2 separate regions of the Homo sapiens genome follow, and region 2 is linked to region 1. Evidence: chromatin contacts called from ENCODE Hi-C data. All regions are on one chromosome and are shown on one strand. Each heading gives the region's core, a stretch centred on a gene start or an enhancer-like site at or near the end of the contact. The rest is flanking DNA. Distances are from core to core; before and after follow the strand shown. Region 1 holds the start of FLG2 (filaggrin 2). Region 2 holds the start of CRNN (cornulin).

Evidence for each region. Hi-C counts contacts between places; a loop is a spot of excess contacts on that map.
Region 2: a loop to region 1 is called in a map of heart left ventricle, with 2.4 times the contacts of the local background. The contact joins the promoter of CRNN here to the promoter of FLG2 in region 1. A Hi-C loop is called at or near these places in 2 of 168 maps with a recorded cell type or tissue (GM23248 and heart left ventricle).

The regions. Positions count from the first base shown.
Region 1 is chr1:152,355,891-152,362,028 of GRCh38, reverse strand. FLG2 (filaggrin 2) reads left to right here and starts at 2,023. Exons shown (of 3, transcript NM_001014342.3): 1 at 2,023-2,073; 2 at 3,123-3,282; 3 at 4,382-6,138. The coding sequence starts at 3,145. The region is part of intron 7 of CCDST (cervical cancer associated DHX9 suppressive transcript); the gene reads right to left.
Region 2 is chr1:152,410,360-152,416,676 of GRCh38, reverse strand. CRNN (cornulin) reads left to right here and starts at 2,414. Exons shown (of 3, transcript NM_016190.3): 1 at 2,414-2,463; 2 at 4,431-4,581; 3 at 5,734-6,317. The coding sequence starts at 4,444.

The DNA.
Region 1 (6,138 bases), core at 774-3,273:
GAACTTAGGTCTTTCTGACTATAATTTTATCCATTATGCTAAGCAAGTAGAAGAGGAAGAGAGACCTAAATGCAAAGAATACAAAAGACTGAATAATGGAGTTCTGAACTATGGAGGAGTTTCAGAGTTCTCAACTATAATGCTGGAGTGACAGTGCAAAAATGCTTTAAAATTCTGTCTCAGTGTGGAGTCTGGGGCCTGAAAGTCTTTCTGACACAGCAGCCATCTTAACAAAAATGCACTTCCAAAAGATGCATATGATTGAAAATGACCATAGTATCCAACAGCAACCATAACTTTCTGTGTGGTTGTTTTGGTCTAGGATTCCTTGGCTATGTGAGCAATTGACATATTTCAAGGGCCTATTCATTAACATTTTATGAACAGACACTCATTCTTAGTGTTTACCAAGCTCTAGGTGCTGCCTAGATGGTGGAATGAATAAGATATGATGACTGGCCCAAAGCAATGCCCAGATAGGAGTTTATTGACTCCATATATGTAGAATATATATGGTTAAGTGCTAGGCTTTAGCATCGGCTAGCATGTGTATCTGTTCTAGTGCTGCTACTAACTAGCTGCGATTTGTAACAAATGTTTACATTGCTCTATGCTTTTATTACCTTATCTATAAAATGGGGTTATTTTGAGGAATAAATAGATAAGCATGTAAACCTACCATGTATAGAAGATAGTAAGCACTTAGCACTTAATGGTAGCTGCTATCCTCCTCATCATCATCATTATCACCTGGTAGCAAAGTACAGCAGAATTGGCTCTCCATGCTTAAGACTTACAGCTCTCTGATTATTTTTGTTACCCTCAAGTGTATTTGATATACTTTCTGTACATAAGTGAACATTTTCCCAAGGGTCCAGGCCCTAAACATGCCAGACTACCAGTGGATCGCAGAGTGCTGGAAGAAAGCTCACTCTAAATTCACCCTGAACATATCTGAAAACATTATTTTTATATATAGCCAATTACACTTTTCTAGCCTAGAAATGAGCCTTCACAAGGTCAGAGAATGTTTCCTCTCTTCCTAACAGCACTCTGTATGTTACTTTTTTATATTATTTGCGTTTGAGTGGGCCTTACACTCCTAAAATGGTGCATAATTTTTGCATGATAGTTATATATGATAAATACACAGAGGTAAGTTAGTATAATGGTAAACAGCAATTGCAATAAGGTAGATACAGGTTCAACTTCTGGTTTCTCTGCCTACTAGCTATGACCTTGGAGAAGATCCTTATGCTTCCAGAACCTGTCTCTATAAAATGGGATAATAAATACATATCTCGTATGAAGGTTGTGAAGATTAAATGAGGTGATAAGATCTAGTATTTGGTAACATAATATGGTAACTATAGTTAACTATTTATTGTATATTTTTAAATAACTAAAATAGTAGAATTAGAATGTTCCTACTACAAAGAAATGCTTGAGGTGCTGGATACCCCAATTACTGTAATTTGATCATTACACATGGTATGCCCATATCAAAACATCACATGTACCCAACAATTATATACAACTATGTACCCATAACTAAAAGTGCAGATTTTTTAAAGATTGAGATGGTTTGTTTAAAGTATTTAGCACATAGTAAATTCTCAATAAATGTCACTTTTTATTATTACAAAAAAGACATGAATTAGATGAACCTAGTGGCTCAGGTTCATTTTCAATTAAATAAGCATTTATTGTGCACCTTCCAAGTATCTTACACTCTGCTACTTTCTGTGGGTACTAGTTAAAAGAAATGTATAACATGAGTCCTCTAAAACAAAGTCTGTGCTTTTCACATGTATATGACCCTGAAAAAAAAGGTATCTTGCAACCATGTCCTCGTACTGGAAGGTGGGGCTGGTACTAGCCTTTCTGCAATCATCTGTAGATAACAATGTGAAGGAGGAAGGTAAATATGTAGAGGTGGAGTTAGGTTTGATGGAAAATGAATCACCTCATTCACTATAATCACTATAAGCTATATAAGGGTCATTATCCCAATCCATCGTCACCCTGCAAGCTGCATCAGGCTTTATCCTACTTGTTCCTTTGGTGAACCAGGTGAGAGAAAATTCATCCAGCTACATTTATGAATATTTGGTGTTGTCCATAGTAGAAGTCTAGGGATATAAGCTAAGGCAGAGTTCATGTATATTTTGCCTTTCTTTTCTTTTTTGTTTCTTTCTTTCATTTTCTTTTCTTTTTGTTTGCTTATTTGTTTGGTTAGTTTAGTTTATTCTGGGGCCTTTTTGTAGTTAAGTTCATTTTTATGGAGAAGAATAATGCAAGTAAAAGTTCACCTTCCTCTAGGCCATTCCACAGTCTGTTCCGAGTCTTTTTCCATGCCCTCTTTTCTGGGCTGTCCAGCTCAAACTGGGAGGCAGCTGGGTCTGTTGCAGAGTCCCTTCCTTATTCAGTGTTGGTTCCCAGAGCTCCAAGATCTAATTATCCACTAGTTAAACTGCTGCCTGCATTGCTGAGCTCTTCTTCTTGATTAATTAAAGAAAACAGTGTTTGGTCAAGTGCTTGACATTAAGAGAGTTCCTAAGCTCTACTGAGTTCTACTGTCTCATGCCTATGAAACACCAAGCTATTTTGAGCCCCTTTGCCCATTTTTAATTTGCTGAAGGCCTTAAGGGTCCAGTTTAGCTTCTGGTGCCCAGAGGATAAACAGATGTGCATGGTGGAAGGTCTGTCACTTTTGACTCAAGAAAAGCAGTGAAACTAGAAAGAGAGATTGAGGCAATGGTGTCTGGCTGGTTCTGGAAATTTTGGAAGCCTTAGAACAACACCCAGAATGCCAACACACTCAAAGTGTAGAGATACTATGTAGAGACTATACTTACCCATGACAGGAAATATAGAGACTTGAGGTCTATTCTCAGTTGAACCAGTAACATGCCAAGACTTGATCACAGAAAAGTAACTCAAAGTTAACAAAGTTAATTTTCATTGTGTTAAACGGGGTTGTATCATCCCTGGCCCATTCTTACGTTTTGAGATTTAAAAAACAAGAGGTTAAAAAAATCATGCTGGTTATTATTAAAATGAAAATTGCTGATAAAAGGAGAGAATATGAATAATAGGGTTCTTTGTTTTTCTGTGTCCAGGTTCACTTAAACTTGCAAAAAGATGACCGACCTCTTGAGAAGTGTTGTCACCGTAATTGATGTTTTCTACAAATACACCAAGCAAGATGGGGAGTGTGGCACACTGAGCAAGGGTGAACTAAAGGAACTTCTGGAGAAAGAGCTTCATCCAGTTCTGAAGGTGAGAGCCATGTGCCAGAACTGAAGGCTGCTGGAGTCCTGTACAAGCTCTGTTGTATGACCCAGATCAGCTAAAAAGTGCACAGCCCCAGTGAACTCTAAGCAAACTCTATGAGTGGTATTTTGGGGATGCCAGAAAGTCTGTTAAAGCAGCAGATATTTTAAAGAAAGTGAATGTTTCGTCCTCACTTTTCCACCTATGCACTCCTACCTCATAGACTCTCAGACTTTCTCATACACCCAGGCTTTTCCTTAGAAAAAGCAGAAAATAAAATTATACTAGGACACGAATTAATAAATTATCCTATCAAATGGAAAAAAAAGTATAGAAAGGGAAATCATCTACATAGGGAGTTGACAAAATAGCCATGATTAAGAATCAAAAATAAAATGCCAGCATTTTATTCCATCTACTTAAAAAGGACTCAGCTAGGCGCGGTGGCTCATGCCTGTAATCCCAGCACTTTGGGAGGCCGAAGTGGGTGAATCACAAGGTAAGGAGATCAAGACCATCCTGGCTAATACGGTGAAACCCCATCTCTACTAAAAATACAAAAAATTAGCCGGGCGTGGTTGCATGCCCCTGTAGTCCCAGCTACTCGGGAGGCTGAGGCAGGAGAATGGCGTGAACCTGGGAGGCAGAGCTTGCAGTGAGCAGAGATCGCACCACTGCACTCCAGCCTGGGCTACAGAGCAAGACTCCATCTCAAAAAAAAAAAAAAGACTCAGTTATTAACTTCAAAATAATAGATGATAAATTCCAACATGGAAGATATTAACATGTAATAGTTACAATTTATGTAAAACTTAGAAATACCAGTTACTGAACTTAGTTTATTCCACTCCTTCCTGTAGGCCTTACCTAAGCACTTAATCCTTTAGCCTAAATCCTTGAAATGTCTTCTTCTGAGGATCCCAGTAGTCTTTATTTTCTATTAACCCTTAACATTTACTGGGTTCTATTAACCTAAAGTAATCCTTTATTGGACTAAAACTACATCATGTCAAACATCCATAATTTCACAGCGCTATTTAAATGTGTTAGTTGAGTATGCAGGTTAGGCTGACCAGGTCTCCCTTGGTGTGTCACTCATATACAGAACCCAGATGATCCAGACACAGTGGATGTCATCATGCATATGCTGGATCGAGATCATGACAGAAGATTGGACTTTACTGAGTTTCTTTTGATGATATTCAAGCTGACTATGGCCTGCAACAAGGTCCTCAGCAAAGAATACTGCAAAGCTTCAGGGTCAAAGAAGCATAGGCGTGGTCACCGACACCAAGAAGAAGAAAGTGAAACAGAAGAGGATGAAGAGGATACACCAGGACATAAATCAGGTTACAGACATTCAAGTTGGAGTGAGGGAGAGGAGCATGGATATAGTTCTGGGCACTCAAGGGGAACTGTGAAATGTAGACATGGGTCCAACTCCAGGAGGCTAGGAAGACAAGGTAATTTATCCAGCTCTGGGAACCAAGAGGGATCTCAGAAAAGATACCACAGGTCCAGCTGTGGTCATTCATGGAGTGGTGGCAAAGACAGACATGGTTCCAGCTCTGTAGAACTGAGAGAAAGAATAAACAAGTCACACATTAGCCCTTCTAGGGAATCTGGGGAGGAGTATGAATCTGGATCTGGATCAAACAGTTGGGAAAGGAAAGGTCATGGTGGTCTGTCATGTGGATTGGAGACTAGTGGGCATGAATCAAACTCTACTCAGTCAAGAATTAGAGAACAAAAGCTTGGGTCTAGCTGTTCAGGTTCAGGAGACAGTGGGAGGCGAAGTCATGCATGTGGTTATAGCAATTCAAGTGGGTGTGGAAGGCCACAAAATGCTTCAAGTTCTTGTCAGTCACATAGATTTGGAGGGCAAGGAAATCAATTTAGCTATATTCAGTCAGGCTGTCAGTCAGGAATTAAGGGAGGACAAGGCCATGGCTGTGTCTCAGGAGGTCAGCCCTCTGGATGTGGTCAACCTGAGTCTAACCCCTGTAGTCAGTCCTATAGTCAGAGAGGATATGGAGCTAGAGAAAATGGTCAACCACAGAACTGTGGAGGACAATGGAGAACAGGCTCAAGTCAGTCCTCTTGCTGTGGACAATATGGGTCTGGAGGTAGCCAGTCTTGTAGTAATGGTCAACATGAATATGGTTCCTGTGGCCGCTTTTCAAACTCTTCTAGTTCAAATGAATTTTCCAAATGTGATCAATATGGGTCTGGTTCAAGTCAGTCTACTAGCTTTGAACAACATGGAACAGGCTTGAGTCAGTCCTCTGGGTTCGAACAACATGTATGTGGCTCAGGTCAAACTTGTGGCCAGCATGAGTCTACATCAAGTCAATCCTTGGGCTATGACCAGCATGGGTCTAGCTCAGGTAAGACATCTGGCTTTGGACAACATGGGTCTGGCTCAGGTCAGTCCTCTGGCTTTGGACAATGTGGGTCAGGCTCAGGTCAGTCCTCTGGCTTTGGACAGCATGGGTCTGTCTCAGGACAATCCTCTGGTTTTGGACAGCATGGGTCTGTCTCAGGACAATCCTCTGGTTTTGGACAACATGAGTCTAGATCACGTCAGTCTAGCTATGGCCAACATGGTTCTGGCTCAAGTCAATCATCTGGCTATGGCCAATATGGGTCTAGAGAGACATCTGGCTTTGGACAACATGGGTTGGGCTCAGGTCAATCCACTGGCTTTGGCCAATATGGATCGGGCTCAGGTCAGTCCTCTGGCTTTGGACAACATGGGTCTGGCTCAGGACAATCCTCTGGCTTTGGACAACATGAGTCTAGATCAGGTCAGTCTAGTTATGGCCAACACAGTTCTGGCTCAAGTCAGTCATCTGGCTATGG
Region 2 (6,317 bases), core at 1,165-3,664, 54 kb before region 1:
ACTTACACAGTCAATTACAGGCTCAGTCCCAATCTCTGCCAACTCATCTCCCCCAGCCCCACCTGCACACTTCAACCCACCTCCACTGGCCCAGCACACACATACAGTTCTTTAACCTCTACTTCTATGGTGCCCCAGCTCCTCACAGCTCAGTCCTGCCCCAGGCACACATAAAGACCTATTAGGCTTTGGAGGCAGGCAGACCTAAGTTCAAATTCAGGTCTAACTTCCTAGCTATGTGACCTTAGGTAGTTTACTTAAGTTTACTTACTTACTCTCTGTGCCTTGGTTTCTTCATCTATAAATTGGGTTAATAATACCTACCAAATATTCATCTTCTAGATACAGCCTCTGGCTTGTTACTTCCCTAACTTACCCTCAGTTCCCAAACCTTTCTGGAAGTTCTAAGCCCCATCAGAAAAAGCTTCAAACACCACCACAGAAGAAGGTCTAATCGGCTCTCCCTCTTGTTCTCCAACTTCACCCTCTCATACTGGCCTTCTTCTAACTCTGATCAGGCAGAAGCAACCTCAGCCCCCTCTTGCTCCCAAAGGTTGAAGCCCCTACTCTGCTTTTCCCTGGCTGGTATGCCTACCCCACCTTCACCCCAGGACTGGAGCCAACCTGTCCCCATGTAGACAGATCTCTCCAAACACAAAGCCTGCATCCTGCCCTCCTGCAGTCTGGAACTCCCCAGTGCTCTGTGCCCTGAGGGGAAGTGCTGGAGGCTGTGCTGTTGCTACAGGGCTGCCCTCAATACACCAGTCTCTTCAACCAAGGCCCTTACCATGCCTTCCTATCCTGTTGTTCCCTTTCCTGTCTGTTGCATGCTGATCTATAAGTGAGGATGGTAAAGATGGCTTTCCCTTCCAGAGTCACTCAGGAAGCTACACAGTATATATTATCTGCAAAGTGCCACTCAAGAGCACTCTTTGGGACTTGGCTTCTGAGCTCAGAAAACTTCCTCCTCAGGAATGGTTCTTCATGCATTGAGGATAAGTGTGATGTTCATAAGGTGCCAAAACTCAATGAGAGAAGAATAAATGGCAGCATGGTGCAACAGAGAGAACACAGGCCTGGAGTCTGAGGGGCTCTAGTCCAGCACCGTCTCCGCTTCACAGAGTGGCTACTTCTCTGAGGATTTCTCAGTGTTCTCATTTATGAATTGGGCTTAGCCATACCACCTCAGAGGATTGCTAGGGAGATCAAATAAGATGAGATGGTAATGAAAATGGAATAAAATCAAATGAAATGAAATGGCAATACCATTATCATTAACCTCTTGGGGACTTACCCCTGGGATGGCCAGGCTATAGACTTCATGAGAGTTGAAACTGCTGCCATCGTATTCAACACTGTATTCCTAGGGCCTTAGCCCTCTGCCTGAAATGGAGCAAGCTTTCCATAAATATTTGCTGATTAGCCACCAGTTGAGTTTCCTGTCCTTGCAATGAGGAGTTACCACATGATCATGGTAAGCCTTTTTTCTCATCAGCTACAAAATGCTACCTACCCATAGCATGGGGTGGGGAAGGTATTAACTTTTTTTGTTTTAATTAAAAATGAGACCAACTTTAAAGAGATGAAACTGGCTTTCTTGTGTCTCATACACTAGGTGTGAAAGGCACTTACAAAACAAGAATTCAAAAAATGTTCTAAGTAATAACAGTTCTAAGTAACATCACCACAAAAACATGTGTGCCCTCTCAGAGTGGCTACTTTGTAAAAGTTAACCTCAATAGATATATTCTTGAACATTTATATTAAAAAAGGAAACAGTGGCCAGGCACGGTGGCTCACACCTATAATCCCAGCACTTTGGGAGGCAGAGGCAGGTGAATCATGAGGTCAGGAGTTCAAGATCAGCCTGTTCAACATGGTGAAACCCTGTCTCTACTAAAAATACAAAAATTAACTGGGCATGGTGGCAGGCACCTGTAATCCCAGCTACTCAGGAGTCTGAGGCAGGGAATTGCTTGAACCCAGGAGGCGGAGGTTGCAGTGAGCCAAGATCGCACCACTGCACTCCAGCCTGGGCGACAGAGCAGGACTCCATCTCAAAAAAAAAAAAAAAAAAAAAAGGAAAGAGTCCCATAACTTTGTAGGCTCATAGAGACAAAGAATGTTCACCAGGACCCCAGCCTGTACCAAGCACTGCTGAGCCCATCACAATGGAAAGAAGCTTCCCTGTCAAGAGGACTCAGCTACAGAAGGTACCAAATGTGGTAGGAGGGGCCTGTTAATTAGACCAAGGCAGTCACACATCAGCAGGTAAAACAGAGACAAGAGGAGGTGTGGCTGGGCTGGGCTGGATCTTGGATGAATCAAGCCTTCCCATAGGGCAGGATATCCTGTCTAAAACAAGAGCCTTGGTTAAAACCCCTATAAAAGGTTCTCATCACACTGACCTGGTACTCCTCACACCACTTAACAGCCACTTGTTTCATCCCACCTGGGCATTAGGTAAGTCCCCTCATAAGAAACCTCTTTCTCATTCTCAGTGTCTTGGTGATCTGAGCTCATAAAACTGGGGCAGTCAGGTATGGACTATGCATCCTTCAGAGCTAGCTGTGAGCACTGGGCAAACCAACGCTACCGTTGGGAAACATGCTCTCCTGAAGCAATCAGGCTTTCTCCTCCTCCCTGAGGCTGGCCTGGGAGCAGCTCCTCTCACTGGGAAACTGTGTGGGCAGCGGCTATGGGGCCACCCATGTGCCTTCCTGGATCAGCAAAGGTTTCTTTTTTCTAAGGCTCTGGAAGCTTCTTTGCAGTGCTGAGAGTCTATGGGATCAGAATCAGTTTACTTATGCCAACCTAGACAATAAGATCAAACTGTGTCATGGATGAAGGGGTTTACATGATTCCCCTCTCCTACACCAGGGTGATATTTAGGCAAAATATGTGTAGATTTTTCTAAGGAATCTAAAATGTAACTAAAAGGTCATCTTATTATTTTATTATCTAAAGGTCAGTGGTTAAAGTCTGCTACATGGTTTTAAAAAAAAAGAAAGATATTTTTCATCTATGTTGAGGAAAACATCCCCAGTTTTTTACCTTGATGAAAAGTTTGCCTGAAATTGTTGGTTACCAGGTCCTAGAAAGGGTTTCTCCTGAACAGCCCACCTTTTGCTATGACTTACTGAGTCCTCATGGCCACACTAATCTGCTTTTTCTAGAACTCAAGTCTCCTTCCTTCCTTTTTTCTCTTTCTTCTCCTACCTATATCTGCCTCGTCCCATCCTCTCTCTGGCTTTCCAGCTGCTACAGGCTCCATCTCCCCTTGCATTTGAGACTTGTCATCTTTGATACCATCTCCTCCTTTGGGTCTCTCCAAGGCTTCTGCTTAATGAATCTTCAAGTCTCTTTTCCTTTTGCTCATGCAACCAAACCCAGGCCTCACCTCAACCTACCTCTAGATTTCTGGCTAATGAAAAAGAAAAGCTTTCCCTTTGATTAGGAACCAACTCATAGGTCACCAGAAATCTGGGCCTGATGGAGCCACGTGCCTGTTGGGCAAGCTGACTTCTCTGATAAGTCTCAGGGCTGTGGACAGAGGCGACATGCAGAGAAACTTGGACCCTCAGAACTGGAAGGCCTCCCACCCAAAGAAGGTTCCCCCCTCCTGAGCATTCCCAGCAGGTGGTAGCCCAGTTTCTTCCCACTTTCCCAAAAAAAACAAGAAGGGAGGGCTGTGTCCCTGGAATTTCTGCTTGGCTCCCATCCAAGACAGGGGTTGACTCACAGATGTATTTACTTCCTTTTGGTGTTCCCGATGGGACCCTAACACCCTTGTGATAAATAAATAAATCCTGTCCACAGGGTACATTCTAGAAAGCCCATTGCATTTGGGTTAAGGAAAAATGGATCCTAGGATTTCTTGGCTCCTTAAAAATTGTGTGGCCTAACTTCTCTGAGCCTGTTTCCTCACCTATAAAAAAAAGTGGAAATAATAAGGATTAGAAGAGATGATGTACAGGAAAGTGATTATATAGGTGTACAAAAATTATATGTGTGTATATGTATATAATAGCATAATAATTATATTTAATAAGGAGCACTTAATATAAGCCAGGCATCTGCCAAGTGCTTTTTATGAATTATGTCTTTAAATCTTCACAATAATCCCACAGAGTACTAATATCACCTTCAATTACAATGAGTAGTAAACTGAGGCATGGAGAGGCAAAGCAACTTGTCCCAGCTCACACCATACTTAAGTGGTGGGGCCAGCATTTAATCCTGACTCAGGAACCTGCCTCCATCCTGTGTGCTCCTCCTTCCCATACATAAGATGCATTATGTAGGAAAGGACAAAGGAAAACTAAAAACAGAGCTGAACGTGCAAGGAAAGACCTAGCAGCAGACGTGCTATAAAGGAAATAGCTGAGGTTGATTATGGAGCCTCCAAGGGAACTTTTCATCTTTTCCAGGTTGACTTCAAAGATGCCTCAGTTACTGCAAAACATTAATGGGATCATCGAGGCCTTCAGGCGCTATGCAAGGACGGAGGGCAACTGCACAGCGCTCACCCGAGGGGAGCTGAAAAGACTCTTGGAGCAAGAGTTTGCCGATGTGATTGTGGTACGGTGTGCTGAGCCGGGTGGAGAGGGGACATAGCAGGAGAGTGAAACCTGGTTTGCCTGCAGAGGCCTTGCCTGGGGAATTTGAGGAGGCAGCAGCTAAACCCAGGCCTGCCGGGACAGATGGCAGCTGTGCAGGCAGAAAAAAAGGTGAAAGAACCAGAGATGGTCATGGGAGTTGGCAAGTCCTGGCTCTTTAGATTAAAACCTTGGTTTTAATTAATTCTAACTTAAAGACAAGGTAAAAGGGCTCTAAAAGGACAACTCAGACAGGAGCAGAGCCTTGGAATATTTCAAAATGAAAATAATTGCTGCTTTCTGCCGCCTCTTAAATTTGATACAGTAAATATTTCCCACGTCTATCTGAAATGTAATCATCCATTCATAGACATTCATTAGAAGCATAGCTCTGGGCTTGCACGAAGCAGTTACTCAAAAATATTAGCAGACTGATCACATCAGAAATGAAATTTTGAAGAGCAGGTTGTTAATAGCTAGGGGGAGACTTTGGAGCCTCACCCCACCCCACCTGGCAAACCAGAACCAAGGCCTTGATGCACTTTCCTGTCTTTGGTTTGCATCTAAAGCAACCAGGATGATGATGGCCTTAGGGACAAGGACATATGGGCACAGAAGGATGCTGCATCCACATGCTCAGGGCAGCGCTGCAGGGGCCCACTGCTTCCCTCCCTCTTTATCATGGGGAAACATCTGGGCCTCAATGAGGAGCGCACAGAATTCCCATGGGGCTGTGTTCCCAACCTGCTGCTCTTTGTGCTGGGCCTGCTGAAGAGACTAAGGCCTCAGTGCCAGGGGCAAGGTGCCAAGGGCAGCCCAGACAGTCAACTTGAGAGCCCAAACAGTTGCATTGTGAATTCAATAATTTATTAACTCTTCAATAAATCTTTATCTAATTTTCCTGTAGCCCAGAAATTGTGCCAAATAGAGGCTACCAAACAAAAAATGCTCTCTACACTTGAGGGAGAGAGACGGGACTAAAAAAAAATAAAGGCAATTAAGTCTTGCTGCTGCTCTAGCCGTATGTGTGTGTAGTGTGGGGTCTGAGGCAGGGGAAGCTGGCAGCAGATTGGAAGGGACCTGCCCATGTCCTCCTCAGGGGAGGGATGCTGACTCCACCTCATCTTCTCCTCAGAAACCCCACGATCCAGCAACTGTGGATGAGGTCCTGCGTCTGCTGGATGAAGACCACACAGGGACTGTGGAATTCAAGGAATTCCTGGTCTTAGTGTTTAAAGTTGCCCAGGCCTGTTTCAAGACACTGAGCGAGAGTGCTGAGGGAGCCTGCGGCTCTCAAGAGTCTGGAAGCCTCCACTCTGGGGCCTCGCAGGAGCTGGGCGAAGGACAGAGAAGTGGCACTGAAGTGGGAAGGGCGGGGAAAGGGCAGCATTATGAGGGGAGCAGCCACAGACAGAGCCAGCAGGGTTCCAGAGGGCAGAACAGGCCTGGGGTTCAGACCCAGGGTCAGGCCACTGGCTCTGCGTGGGTCAGCAGCTATGACAGGCAAGCTGAGTCCCAGAGCCAGGAAAGAATAAGCCCGCAGATACAACTCTCTGGGCAGACAGAGCAGACCCAGAAAGCTGGAGAAGGCAAGAGGAATCAGACAACAGAGATGAGGCCAGAGAGACAGCCACAGACCAGGGAACAGGACAGAGCCCACCAGACAGGTGAGACTGTGACTGGATCTGGAACTCAGACCCAGGCAGGTGCCACCCAGAC